Regions from separate parts of the Homo sapiens genome. Here region 1 is linked to region 2. Evidence: chromatin loops called from intact Hi-C (ENCODE). Cell type or tissue: PC-3. All regions are shown on one strand. Each heading gives the region's core, and the rest is flanking DNA. Links, peaks and the distances in the headings are about the cores only.

The links. A loop is a pair of places that touch in the nucleus more often than their neighbours do. Peaks named below come from ENCODE experiments on the same cell type or tissue, not always from the same donor. Only the 100,000 strongest peaks of a DNase experiment are listed, where the experiment ranks them.
Region 1: it touches region 2 in a loop (3-fold over the local background); 8 of 110 quality-filtered maps call a loop at or near these places.

What each region holds. Positions count from the first base shown.
Region 1 is chr6:128,515,111-128,518,031 of GRCh38, reverse strand. The region is part of intron 1 of PTPRK (protein tyrosine phosphatase receptor type K); the gene reads left to right. Among named protein-coding and RNA genes, the nearest start is that of PTPRK, 4.0 kb to the left of the region's middle. In PC-3, for the core only: a CTCF peak has its summit at 1,271; a DNase peak (open chromatin) is centred at 1,991; H3K4me3 peaks cover 2,429 bases; H3K27ac peaks cover 2,079 bases.
Region 2 is chr6:128,366,792-128,369,712 of GRCh38, reverse strand. All of the region lies in intron 2 of PTPRK (protein tyrosine phosphatase receptor type K), which reads left to right. Among named protein-coding and RNA genes, the nearest start is that of PTPRK, 150 kb to the left of the region's middle. In PC-3, for the core only: no CTCF peak of the experiment used is centred there; a DNase peak (open chromatin) is centred at 1,222; H3K4me3 peaks cover 893 bases; H3K27ac peaks cover 2,478 bases.

The DNA.
Region 1 (2,921 bases), core at 322-2,821, 150 kb before region 2:
GGCTACCATAAATCATTTGATATTTTATTGTCATAAAATTCTATGGCAGTCAGATTTGTTGCAGACATAGATTAGAGATGTATTGAAGATTGGAGGTGTATTCCATATTGCTGGTTTTTCTTATATTTTACTTTAACTAGTGAACTTTTATTCCTTTTGAGAAATTTAAATAAACCCACTTTAAAAGTCCAAGACAAATTCATGTTGAGAATTTAAAAATATCTGAAGTATGTCTTTCAAATCATACTCATTAAGATCAGTTTACTTTCCGATATCATGTGGTTCCTAATGTAGTAAGCTTCAAAAGCAAATTTTGAAAGGCTGAGCATTGTTGGGACTTTGATGTGTCATATACTTATTCAGTTTTCTTTGTTTAAACCAAAAATGTAAGAGTGTTTTCATTATTGTGACTTTTTTCTTAGCTTTTGCAGTTAAAGTGTAAAACTGCTGCACTGTGAGCCTCTTTAAAACCAGAACGTTCTGTAAATCCCAACTCATACATTCTTTCAGTTTCACCTCTCACTTAAAATGACACCCATGTCATATCTGAGGAAACCGAGGCATAGAAGAATAAAGAAGTATTAAAGTTTATTCACTGGGTTGTATAGCTGTGATCTCTTGATATAATGTAAGAAAGTTTTCTGTAGAAGGACTTAGATGACTGACGAAACCAGATGCAGGTAAGGTGACTTGGAAACTCAGCTTTCTCCTCTGTAAAATGGGGATAATAATACCCAACTTGACCTTTCCACATGTTTTTTATGATTAAATGAAGTAATTTATGGGAACTAGCACTGTAAATTGTAAAGCACTGTGCAGCTATCTGGGGTGTAATCATCATTAAGTGCCTTAGTCTCAGCTTTTTACTCCTTCCAAATTCTCTCTCCAGTAAGTGCAGGCTGTTCAGGATTTGTGTGTGAGTGTGTGTGTGCGCACGTGTGTGTGTGCATGTGTGTGTGTGTTTTCACTCAGCCAGTCATTCATTTAATTATTGTTTAACATAGTTATTGTTAAACATAAACATACTAGATTGGCCAGACCATAATTTTGTCAGCACAATGATCGATTATCCTTAATTTTTTTAACTTACCTCGTATAAATCCTTACTTGAGTTAGACCCATGGAAGAGTCACTATTAACATTCCTGGCATTTCTAACTACAGAAAAAAATATTTTTAGTCAGTTTCTTTAGCTGTTTGTTTAACTGTTGGTTCAGGTTTTCAACTCTGTGTTGAGAATAATATGTAGCTTTCTAGATGCAGTCTTATCAATGACCTAGAGAGGGACTATTGTCTCTCTTGTATGATAGGAGCCTGGAAATACAGCTCGAGATCCTGCTTTGTCTATAGTTCCTGACATGTCACCCTGTTGATGTGCACTTAGAATGCTGTAACTCATCTAAGCAGCACCTGAGCAGTATCTGACTCCTTGTTGTCTCTTTAGGTGAGATTAATTTCTCTTATACTTATTACCTGCTAGGAAGATACTTTGGAGCCAGCTTGCTTTAAGGTTTGCCTGTTAGTTTTTTTTGGTTTTGATTGGCTAAATATCCCTCGATCCCTCAATTCATTAAAACTCCACGTTCTAATCACTAGCAATCATATGTAGCTGGACATTTCCAGGACTGTTTTTTTTTCTCTCTCTAGTTCTCTTGCATCTGACTCTTGATTTTCCTAGGTCGTGAGATGTAGTTTTGTGTCTGGCCTACCCAGACGGAAAGAGGAGAGTCTGGCTGCTGTTTGGACATTGGCATGTGTGCTGCTGACAGCTCTTCTCTTTGTGCTCATAAAAGTGAATTTCAAAAATAAATCAACCCCTCTGCCACTCTGCCCCCTCCCACACTCCCTCCTACTCTTTTCTAGCAAAAACAGAGCCCCACATATATATACACAAGATCACAGCCCTTTTGTTTTTGCCAAATATATTTTAGTGCTGTACATGTCCTTAAGAACTGGAAATATGACTCATCCACTAACCAAAGCTAATGCCAACATTCCCACCAAATCTCATATTTCTAGCAATGATGGTTTGTTACAGGTTTTTCTGGCCTTTAAGGTAATATTTAATTCATGTGATAAGATTCCATATAGAAAAAGTGTGTTGGCTACTAATATTTTTAAAGTGCAGTATACCAGGTCTACTCAAACTGGTATTAAAGACAGTGAACATCATGCTAAATAGGGATCTGTGCTGCTCCCATTTCCCCTACTTGCTTTTCATGGAGTGCAGGAAGAGAGATGCTGGAAGATTGAGAGCAGGAAGCATCAAGAAAGTTTACAGATTGTTCTTAAAGACAAAACAAAGAACACAGGGATTCTGTGTGTGTGCACGTGTATGTGTGTGTGTGAGTGTGTGTATGTGTTTTTGATCTTTTACTTAATTTTTAGAAGAGGAAAAAAGTCCTATGGTATTTTTGACTTGTTTATTGAAATCAGCCTTTGCCTTTGCGCAAACACATTTTCTAGTTCTGTCAATGTAAAAATTTCCCTCTGTGTATTCTTCTCAGTCTTTACACTTTGATCATATGTATCTGGTCTGTGTTCCTTCTTCAAATGGTGTTTCTTTTTGCCTAAAAAGGTTGTAATTGCTTTTGAACATGACTTGTTTTTTTAATCAAAACTCATGCTGTTTGTCATAGTACTGAAAAAAAAAAGTACAAGACATCAATTCATGATAGGTCTTAAAACAGTATTTGATAACAAAGTAAGTGAATAATACATTAATCAGGCTATTTTTTATTTCAATTGAAGCAAAAAGCAAACTTGCATATCCATGAACTAATCTTTTAATGTCACAGAACATTTATTTGTTGCTGTTTCTGAAGTCTTTAAGTTCCCTTTTATAAATGGGGATAGACAATTTCAGAACCACATTGCTTGATATTTTGAGATAAGTGAGATAAGTTACATACAACTATGCCT
Region 2 (2,921 bases), core at 157-2,656:
TAAAAATTAAATGAATTTCTAAAGCTTTTTAAAAAATTGCTAAACTTTCATAATCTATTCAGCTTCTCAATACATGTGAGTTTGGAAGACAGTAATTTCTATAAATTTATTAACATTTAACCTACTAAATATAATTCTTTGAACATGGAATACAGCTAAATTTCTTTAAATATTCTTTTGTATGTCAAGAATTTAAGAATAAAGAATAGTCAGTTTTCACATGCAGTATTTTGTTTACCAGGTAGAAGCCTAACTTAAACTCCTATTTATCAGACCAGGATCTGATATATTTTGAATGTCTTATAAAATATCTATATTGTTCTTGTAAAATGTCTATCTATATTGTTCTTATATCTGAGGTTTTACCTGGGGTTCCCTGCCTTTAAACGTTATTTACATATGGAATATTTTCATTTTTCTCTTCAAAGTTAAACTGTACTTTGGAAAAGAGCTCACTCTCTATAATCATTACTGCACTTCTCAAAACTGCCACCTTTTCTTCAGGAATATAGAAGTGGGAAATGATTCTGTAAAATTTCAAGGAAAGAGTGGTGGGACAGTAATGGGGAAATAACCTCTTTCCCTTGGTAAAATGTGTAATATATCTTTTAAAGGCAGGAAACTTGACTTGTGAAGTGATGGTAGAATTTAAACTGCATGCAAAGCCAAGGCTCTTTAAAAGAACGTGAATTAAGTCAACTATGTAGTTTAGCTCTTGGGTGATTTTTTTGTTGTTATTGCTGTGTGTGTGTTTTTTTTTTTGTTTGTTTGTTTTTTGTTTTGTTTTGTTTTTTTAAATAGAGTGAAGAGTTTTATTCTTCTATAGCCTCTGAATAATGGAAAGACTTCCTGGTGCCTGAATTTTAAAGACCATTATTGTAGTCTATAATTGTATTGTACTTTGGAACTAGAGAGTACTGTAGAAACCTAGTCCAAATGCCTTACTTTACAGACATGGAAACTTAGTTGCAGAGAAGTAGCAGTACTTGCTTGGTGAAGAGCACGTAGCTACTTGGAGTTAAGGTGACAATTGTCATGGCTCACCCCTCACTCTAGGTTTTGTGGTCCTAAAGAGTTAAAGGAAAATAATTTCTGACTCAGATACTCCTCATTCCAGTTAGTAGCAATCTTGAGTTAGTAGCATTTATTTTGTGTTAAAAATAAATTGGAAGTGAGTTGACAGGAATGATAAAGTTTCATTGGGGGAAAATTAGGATTATTCAAAGGAAGCTCCAACTAGTCAGAGGAAGCAACCAGTAAAAGCAGGATCTTGGTCATTGGCCTCGTCACAGATTTGTCTGCACTTTGACGTTTTTTTTTTTTCTTTTTTAACAGAACAGTTTATTGTTAATACATCTCTCCTTTTATTGGAATTCCTCTTACATGAATGGATTTTGTTTTGTTTGTTTAAATAGAGTAAGTGTTGATCATGGCTCTATCCCTTTCTTTTCATCTTAGTTCCTCCTTCAGTTTATATTCTCTGCTCTCTGTCACCCTAAATTTATTCATTAAATTTAGTCTCTGCTTTCTGTTGTCCCTGTGTGTGAGCCTTTGCTTTTCATGTCTATATTTCAGTGAAATTGGGACCTGTTAATTTTCTGACACCTGTAGATTTAAATCCAGTGACTTACAAAACAAACTCAGCAATTTTGGAATGAGAGGACATCTGTGCATTTTGCATTATTTTTTATTGTGAACATGGGAAGGTTATGTATGCACATTAGAGAGTCAAATTTCAAAAATTAAGTACTGGATTTGCTTCATTTAATTGCTTTATAAAATTGAACTAACATTGTAAATCATTAAAGTGAGAATATTTTTTCCCGAAGGCTCTCTCAAACTCTCAAGTAGGACATTACTTTGTAATTTTTATAGTAGTTAATGGTTTCCATTTCAGTATTGCTATTATGTGCTAAGAAACCTGTGTTTGATGTAGGGACCTAGTATTAATGAGGCCCAAGTTAGTGGTTTGATTTATATATGAAATAATTTAGAAGGAGAAATGCTCTCTATCACCATACTTAATATTATCTTTTATTGTAGTATTGGCCTTGTGCCAACACTTGATTCGGAGATTAGTCAAAGGTCAGAGGTGATCATACTTGACGGTTTAGATTCTTTTGGAAGCTAAGAAAGCAAACTGTGCCAGGCCCGCCCTGAGACCACTTAAATTTAAGTGAGGGCCAGGGTATTGGTGTTTTTAAAAGTGCTGCAAGTTATGTCAGGTTGGATAATATTGGATACATTAGGTTAAGTCACTGAATTTGTCGATAGTTGGCTTTGAGCCTTCTACTACTTTGGGCCCAAGTGGGTATTCTAATGGCTGGTTTTACATACTCCTTGGATTCTAGAATCCTGTGATATTGGAAATCTCTCTTTAAGTAAATGCTGACAAACTGGTTAGAATTAAATGGGGAGGGTTTGGGATGGAGTCCTGGATAATTCAGCGTCGCCAATTGTCAGTGTTGGAAAACCAGCATGCAGAATATAGTAGAACTGCATTTAAATTAACCATACATCAACAGATATTTATTAAGGGCCTACCATATACCAGGCATGGGGTTAGAAAAGTCAACAGAGTAGTAGATTATTCTTCGCTTATGGAGTTTACATCCTTAAAGAAGGTGGCACATAGAGACCAAGGTACTATAATATAGTAGGTCCAACCCAGCTAGCTTCCCTGCAGTGCTGGGGCTGCTGAGCATCAAACGAGAAGTTTGCTTGGTGTTGGGAGCCTGTTTCTATGAAGATATCTATCTTCTAACGCTGGAGTCATCCTCTGAATCCAAAGAAGCTAATACTGTGAGAGGTAGGAGGGAAGTAACATGATGAAGGGAATAGCAGATCTGTGTTTGCAATCTGACTTGCATGCTCATTAAGTCTAAAAGCAGGCAAACTGTCACCATGATTTTAATTCACTC